Linked DNA regions of Homo sapiens: region 1 is linked to region 2. Evidence: read pairs that join two places in POLR2A ChIA-PET (ENCODE). Cell type or tissue: OCI-LY7. All regions are shown on one strand. Links, peaks and the distances in the headings refer to the core of each region. The heading gives the core; the rest is flanking DNA.

Region 1 (4,408 bases), core at 118-4,117, 83 kb before region 2:
TCAACAAACTTCTAATGGGTTCAGCAAGACCTAGTCAATATACAATTAGTCCTTTGTATTCACAGGTTCCCCACCCACAGATTCAACTAACTGCAGATTGAAAATATGACAAAAATACAATAAAAAATAATAATGTAGAAATTTTTTTAAAAAGTATAACAACTACACAGCTTTTACATTGTGTTAGGTATTGTAAGTAATATAGAAATGATATAAAGTATACAGGATTATGTCCATAGATTATATGCCAATGCTATGCCATTTTACATAAGGGACTTGAGCATCTACAGATTTGGGTATCCAGGGGAGGTCCTGGAACCAATCCCCTGTGGATACCAGGGATGACTGTATACTGGAAGGAGTTAGGAGAGTGTGATTTGGTCTGTATCCAGAGGCTCTTGTATCAAAGAAGGTAGAACATGAGAATGGATAATGGCTGGCCAGTTTATTGATAAAGGAAAACTATCCCAAAAGGATTTGACACTTTGATGAAAACCTCAGAAAACAGTGTTAACATACTGATTGAGTTATTAGAAGTTTTGAGAAAGTGGTAGTTTATAGTAGGTAAAGTATAAATGCCAAGACTGCCAGACGTGGCAAAGAAGAGTTTAAAATTTTACAAAAGTGGCCAACCTACTGAATATACTATGTAAGGCCAGAAAATTCGCCATTTAACCATATTCTGAAGAAGAGCCGCATTTGCCAAAGCAATATGTGATGTACTAGTGAGAGAAATATCATCCTGGAGAAACTCAATGTCACCTGCCCTCTACTGGGAGGACTTATGAGTAATAAATACTGTTACAGAACTGGGTTCCTCGATGACACAAAAGGTAATGGAATCTTGAAAAGGTGGAGGCCAAAAGCAGTATTTAATCATCAGAAACAGGATGGAACCAGTTGCCATAACTAGTGGAAAAATCACAATGGCCACCTGTAGGCCATGACTCTCAGAGAGCTATGGAGGTAGTTAATAGATAGCAGCATCCTCAGGTGGGGAGCTGATGAAAGTTTCTCCATATGCACAATCAAAAGAAATTAAGCATGGATGGTCAGTAGACTGAGGGCAGCATCTCCAATAAAATTCCATGGTTCTTGACAGTTTCTGAACTTGAGCCAGTTTTCATATATGGGGCCTATTGAGATAAGGAAAGAGAGAGGAGGGGGTGGTGGAAAAGAAAAAGAGAAGTAGCATCTCCCACACTTAAGAATATTGCCACAAGCTATTAACAAAGTGACATGCATACCTGCCATCTTTGAGTAGGTCCAGACCAGAAAAGTATTCTGCAATAGAGAAAAGCTAGAAAAAGTAAAAGCTGTACCAACCTGGCATATTCTTATACAGAGGTTTGGGTAATGGGTAATGATTCTTTGTTATTTATGGCATAGTGGAGAATTATGCAACATTAAAAAAAAAAACTCTGTTTCTAGCATGTTATTTGGCCCTGGTATAGAAGAAATACTTAACCATAAGAAATTAAGTGGCCATTTGCCCTGCAAATCATGAGCTGAGTTCTGTCAGACCCTTCATGTCATAAGCAAGGCAGGCCTAGTAGAAACACATTGTAACATAGAAATGATACATCTAAAATCAGGAATATGCAGTGGTCCAGACCCTTGTAACACCCACCATTGGTGTACCAGTCCCTCTATATCTGCCTACATTTATAACAATATAGGAATTTATCTTGTCCAACTAATGGAAGTTGAGCTTAATCAGCTGCTGTACTACAACCCTAATCAGTAGTGGTCCTGAAAGGTAATAATGATAGAAAATCTACATGGTAAAGCCTCAGTCTTAAGACCACTTGCAGAAGCAGGGATGATAATTTATCCCACTTCCCTTCTTTTTGTAAGTTTATCTTGAATTATAGACTAATAAGCGTCACATAAAATATGTGTGAAATTTATCATAGGGTGGAAGTGGACTAAGATAGCACAAGGGGTGAACCATAGTGGATGCTGTGGTGCACAATCCAGAGATCTCCTTCAGAACTGTCAACAGATAATGGTTCCCTGCTGAATCCCTCTCCATGAATTGCCTTAAGTCAAAGAGAGCTGCCTGCTCAGGGTAATATTTGTACCCTGAAGAAACCCAATCTATGACTGATCAATAAAATGATATCAAGACCTGATCCCTGTGCTTCGAGGCTGGATAACACTGAAAGGCTTTCTCAGATTCAGAGTTCCTTGTGGATATGCTAAGGCTTTTGTTAAGACTGAATCACAGTTTACATTTTCTCTGCCCAAACTTCCTTCCTTCACCCCAACACAGATATTAATATCAAAGGCACTGGTAAATCAACTTTCTTCATTCAAGTCTTCATCTCACAGTCTGTTTCCTGTACCAAATATAAGGCATAATCCTTACAGAAAATCAGAGTATCTTTATCAGCTAACATATTAATATAATGATTAATTTTAATTCATTCCAATGCCTAGGCCTTAATTGGTCAACAGGATGACTCAGACTTGTTTAAATCTAGAAAAACCTGAAGATTTTTAGTACAGTATTAGTAATACAGAATTGAAGCTGGAGTTCTGATCGAGCGAAAAGCCATTGTCCCTGGCAATCTCTCCTGGATATCTGGAGTACTTCATTTATGACAGAGCATGGTGATCATAATTAAGCATAAAGGGAGATTTCTGGCACACTAAAATATTTGTTGGACACTTATATTTCTCCAGGATAATGCCATTTCCCCTCACAATATAGGATATTGTGACCTATTTCTAGTCTTTCCCCAACCCCAGCCATGCATTCATAGTTCTCTAAGAAGATGAAAATAATTTCCAGCTATCTTGATCTGTTTGTATTGCTATAGCAAAAGAACATAGATCATAGGTTGGGTAGCTTAAACAACAAACATTTATTTCTCCAGTTCTGGAGGCTGAGGATTTCAATATCAAGGCACCAGTAGATTCCATGTCTGGTGAAGGTCTACTTTCTGGTTCATATACAGCTATCTTCTTGCTGTGTTCTAACATGATAGAAAGAACTAGTGAGCTCTACGGGTCTCTTTTATAAGGGTGCTAATACCACTCATGTGGGCTCCACCCTTATGATCTTCCAAAGGCCCCACTTCCTAATATCATCATATTGGGGAATTAGGATTTTAGCATATGAGTTTGCGGGATGCACATGTTCAAGTCATAACACCAGCTCAAAGAACTTGCCACTCTAGAATTCAGGAGGCTTTTTGTTTTGTATAAAGTACATTGTTCATGGTGCCTATAAATTTTATACTGTTGTATTGGACTAATCTTGGTACTATTTTTGCATTATTTCATGTTGTCTAAAAGACATTAAGATTGGACACTACTACAGCTGATGCTCTCTTGAAAGCCTACCTCCTGGCAAGAGGCCAACTAGCACAAAAAATAGTGCACTAAACAACCAAAACTAAAGACCTTCACAGAGTCCATTTCACCTGCCTGTTACTTCCACCAGAGCAAATGCTGATATTCATGGCTAAGATACCTGCAGATCATTCACATCACAAGACACTGTGCAGATATCCCCCAGGACCAGACTGGAAACGGGTAGACCTGCTGGGTGGCTAGATCCAGAAGAGAGATAACAATCACTACAGCTTAGCTCTCTGGAAGCCACATCCCTAGGACAGGGGGAGCATACTACATCAAGGGAACACCTTGTGGGACAAAAGAAACTGAACAGTAGCCTTCCTTCTGAAATAGCCTACCCAAATAAGAAGGAAACAGAAACACAATTCTGGTAATATGACAAAATAGGGTTATTTAACACCCCCAAAAATCACACTAGCTCACCAGCAATGGATCCAAACCAAGAAGAAATCCCTGATTTACCTGAAAAAGAATTCAGGTTAGTTATTAAGCTAATCAAGGAGGTACCAGAGAAAGATGAAGTTCAATGTAAGGAAATTGAAAAAAAAATGATAGAAGAAATGAGGGGAGAAATCTTCAGTGAAATAGATAGCATAAACAGAAAACAATCACAACTTCAGGAAATAAAGGACACACTTAGAGAAATGCAAAATGTTCTAGAAAGTCTCAGCATTAGAATTGAACAAGCAGGAGAAAGAACTTCAGAGCTTGAAGGCAAGGTTTTTGAAGTAACCCAATCCAAAGACAAAGAAAAAAGAATAAGAAAAAAATGAACAAAGCCTCCAGGAAGTTTGGGATTATGTTAAGTGACCAAACAAGAATAACTGGTGTTGCTGAGGAAGAAGAGAAATCCAAGTGTTTGGAAAACATATTTGGGGGAATAGCTGAGGAAAGCTTCCCCAGCCTTGCAAGAGACCTAGACATCCCAATACAAGAAGCTCAAAGAACACCTGGGAAATTTATCACAAAAAGATCATCAGCTAGGAACATTGTCATCAGGTTATCTAAAGTCAAGATGAAGGAAAGAATCTTAAGAGATGTG
Region 2 (4,408 bases), core at 300-4,299:
AGCGCTATACTGCTATATTAACGAACTACAGGGAAAGCTCAATAATTTGTTCTATTACCTTTTACTTTCAAGGCTCAATCTTTTAATGAGTGATAGAAGGTGCACAGGTAACCTCGGAAATTCCCTTGTTTATTTGACTTTTCAGGAGAAAAGAACATTGATCAATATGCAAAATATATACTGAGTTAATTTGCATTAAGTTATTCTAATTTAAGTCAAGATGACTGGTCGATTACGCATTCAGAGATTTCTTATATATAGTAAAATAATTAATATATTTTAACTAATTATTAAATATTAAATAGTTGGGAGTTTAAAGTTAAATGCAAATATAAATTTTTAGACAGTGAACATGACTAGCTACTTCCTGAGTTTGTGGAGAAAAGTTATTTAATCAATATTCCCATAAATCTTTGAAAACATTACAGGTCCTTATCTTCTTCAAATGATACAAGTGTACTTTAGCTTGAGTGTAATAGTTTAGATTAGGTCTTTTGTTTCTATGTGATTGATCATGGTCAGTTAACTAACTCTAGTGTCTCATGTGGTTGATCATATAATCACAGCCTCAGGCCACAACTTCCAAATTATGGCTATCGCCATTTGTCAAGCCAGCTCAACATACAAGAAGTAAGTTAGAGAATAAGGCAAAAGACTTGGGGCTTGACCACTAGAATTGCCATGTAGGAAACAAGATACTGATACATTCTGCCAACTTTTTCAGAGACTAGTGTGCCATATCAGATTCCTATTGGTAAGAGATCAAAGAAAGAGTCATTTCTGTTTCTTTTTCTCTTTGCTCTAAAACCTTACCCCCCAAATCATTTAAAAACCTGGATGAGTAAATACATTGTAGCAGAATAAGTTTAAAGCCTTTAGCTATAAACTTATTTTTAAAGTGGCTTTAACAATCTTTTTCAGTTATTTGATTACATAAAGGCAAGTATTGGAGCCACATTCACCAGAGGCAAGCTGGAAGTTTTGTTTCTTACAGTTTCCAGTTTGAGCCTAACACCTATGACTGACTTCTTAGAAATAAGCCATTTACTTTTTCACATTCCATGGATAAAATAAATCAAAAAGAATATTCAGACCTACAAGAGAAGAATCACAAAATAGAGCCCTGGTGAAGACCAGTATCCAGTGCAGGAAGTAAAATCAAAATGCAGTGCCCTGATTCTGATACCTCTGGCAGCCTCCCCTCATCAATGTGTGTCCCAAATAGCCAGGGTTATTCTATGTTCCCCACTATTCTGCTGGATGAGATTTCTTGTTTATGTGTTAGTAGGTGCTTGTACTCTCCCTTCAAGATAGTACATTTATGATTGAGTATGGTTTTCTGAAGATCATATTTAAACATAATACATGGTGGTTGATATATGTGGGAAATATTGTTCAATAGTTTCTTTTGAGATCAATCAAATCACATTATATACGATGCAAATTCTTACACAACTGTTTCATCCAGATGATCTTATGCTGGGGCTGTCACCTGTGGAGCATAAGTGAAAGCAAAATTATAAAGTATTTGCTCAGTTCTTAAGGAAGGATACTTGCCATCATATCTTAGGAACTCTGGCCCTCTAGTATAACATTGTGCCTATTTGTTGGCAAATTAGGGAGCCATCCAGATGGTACCATTTTTGTACATTCCGTGAAGAATTTCTGTCCCTCTTAAGACCTTGCTTCAATATAACTGGAAAGGCTTTACGTCTCAATGAGCACCACCTAAACTTCAAATATTGGAGAGAGATAATAAAATGCGTAAATACCAAGTAAGGTGTAAATAACTGATAGCTAATTCATTCTTAGGGGCAAATAAGTTGTTGAGATTAAAAGAAGGGATTTATAAGGGCCCTATGAACATGTTTTGGGAATTTGCAGAGCAAGAAGTGGAAAATATGTTGGAGCAACAGTATGGCTGACTTCCATTCCTCATGATAACGCATACATTGCATCTTCATTCAGATGGATCATGGTTAGGCATCATAGTTAAGCTCAGTAACAAAAAATTGTAAGTGACAAATCATTGCTCTGTATTGTGTAAATGCCTGCTGCTTTTTTTATTTTTACATGAGTTTTCAACACCAGACTTCATTTCTTCAGCAATGATATTGTTTAGCTATATCCTCTGGTTAAGTTTTCCTGGTGAGAATACAAGTCGAATGCTAGCATCTTAAGAACTCAGTTACAAACACTCAGTTCTTACCTGCTTCCACTTTTATCCTCCAAACCATCTTCCAGTGACCATGTTGATAGCTGAATGGAATATGTTGCAGAGGGAGATTGTGCTGGCAGTTGCTACCTTATTTCTAACTAAGAATAAACTGATTTTGTTTCAGACAATATAAACTTTTATTGTCAACATCAAATTGTTTTCATAATGAAAGTATGGTCTATATTGCTTTTCCCATTCTCTAATTAGTCATTTAAAGTACACTCCTAAAGAAAATATTGCCTTTTGATGTCACTCTAGAGATAGTAAAATCAGTGGAAAACTGTCTTTCTTTAAAAAATAAACAAAATGATAAAGTGATGATATAATAAAGTAATTAGGAATTCTTAGGTAAATAGCTTATATGGATTTCCCTTAATAAATTATTGGCCTTTATAATAGGAGCTTCCTTGGCCTTTATACAAATTTCAGCAAACTTTACCAGTGTTCATTAAGCTATAGCATCAAGCAACTGAGTTCAACTTTAAAGCTTCCTTGTTTTGGATACTCAACAATATTTGCATCAGTTACAAACTTGGATGAAATTAAATAGCTAAAAGAATCATGTGACTGAATGTATCATAACATAATCTAGCATGGCACAGATTCTACTTTACACTATTAATATATTTGATAATTTGATCTAATAGAAACTAACTTTTTTTTCTTTTCACTGGTGAATCTTAATTAAAGTAAAATCATTACTTGCAGCTAAAGTTCTGATTCTGCATTTTATTCAAATTATGATCATATTCCTCTCAACAGAATTCAGTGAGCTTTTTGCAAAAACCATTTTATAGGCACATATAAAATCTACAATATGGCAAGCTAACCTTATACCAAAATATATGTTTCTCAATACTGCTTGAAAGAATTGTACAGTCATTATAAATGTTAATAGCCCCTATCTGAGAATAATAAAAACTGGGGATAGTGTTGAGGTGGGATGTGGGCAGTTTATCAAAATTTTCAGCTTTGTTTTTGCTTCTTAATAGTCAACTTTTGTTTTTGTTTTTGTTTTAAAAAAAGGAACTTGATACTTTGTGGAATCCATCTGTGCTATAATCAAATAATCCATCAGCAAGTCTCCATTAATAAACGTCGCTACCAGGAAGAATCAATGTTGCTAAAATTTTGTTCTTTGCTCAGCTCACAATTATTTCCTCTTTCTGTTTTCTCTGGAACAGATGCATACACCAGAATTGCTGTCAGTTTCAAAATTAATAAGCTAATTATTTTATGAGAAATAACACAGAATATATAAATACAAATATTTTAGTAATGTACAAATTGCAAATTCCTATCAGACTGAATAAAAGTGAAATACAGATATTTTTCATTAAAAAATTCTATTGAAGTAGTAAAATATTTGAAATCACATAATTCCACATTTTGAAATATGAATAGAAGTGTTCCTGCTGTATCACGTTCATTCCTTCTATAAACATGTATAGATTGCTATACTGCGCTAGGTCTGAAGCTCCAAAGAAGAAAACAAAGCAGGGGCTTCCTCAAGCAACAAAACCAGCTTGGTAGCCAACAAGATTACATAGGGAAGTGACAAGGTAGTTTTGGAATGCTAGATCAAGGGATTTGGCAAATGCATGTAATACCTCTGGTGGATGGGACATGTAATTTGTCACTGATTAGAGATTCACAGAAGAGATTCCAAACAGTATTAAAGATCAGCTAAAAGTATAGGCTAAGAATTTACAGTAATGCCTATCCACAAATTGTGTCAGAACTATGTTACCAGTGGAGGGTGTCTAGGTTTTTGGTGTCTTGAACAAATAATTGGACAAAACACACAAACAAAGCAAGGAAGGAATGAAGCAACAAAAGCAGTGAATTATTGAAAATGAAAGTGCACTCCACAGGATGGGAGGGGGCCCAAGCATAGGAGCTCAATAACTGCGCTACAGAATTTTCTAGTGTTTAAATACCCTCTAGAGGTTTCCATTGGTTACTTGGTGTATGCCCTATGTAAATGGAGAGGATATTTCTTGTCATAGCTGAAGTGTTTCCATTTGATTTAGTTCTAAGAAGTCAGCGTGAATTGGCCTTATGTTCCCTGCCTCCAGACCCTATCCTCCTGCCTCAGCAATATACTGCATAATTGACCTCTTTTTAAAGAAATAAGCATAATGACTCCAATACCTATGGCTTGAATAAAAATTTGTGTTGATCCCAATT

The links. ChIA-PET counts read pairs that join two places held together with the same protein. Peaks named below come from ENCODE experiments on the same cell type or tissue, not always from the same donor. Only the 100,000 strongest peaks of a DNase experiment are listed, where the experiment ranks them.
Region 1: POLR2A ChIA-PET joins it to region 2 with 8 read pairs; 2 of 35 experiments call an interaction of 5 or more read pairs at or near these places.

What each region holds. Positions count from the first base shown.
Region 1 is chr5:100,924,291-100,928,698 of GRCh38, reverse strand. All of the region lies in intron 1 of LOC107986437 (a long non-coding RNA gene), which reads right to left. Among named protein-coding and RNA genes, the nearest start is that of ST8SIA4, 23 kb to the right of the region's middle. In OCI-LY7, for the core only: a CTCF peak has its summit at 789 (motif pointing left); no DNase peak of the experiment used is centred there.
Region 2 is chr5:100,841,266-100,845,673 of GRCh38, reverse strand. The region is part of intron 4 of ST8SIA4 (ST8 alpha-N-acetyl-neuraminide alpha-2,8-sialyltransferase 4); the gene reads left to right. Among named protein-coding and RNA genes, the nearest start is that of MIR548P, 27 kb to the right of the region's middle. RefSeq lists an enhancer at 3,874-4,093. In OCI-LY7, for the core only: a CTCF peak has its summit at 507; no DNase peak of the experiment used is centred there; H3K4me3 peaks cover 608 bases; H3K27ac peaks cover 640 bases.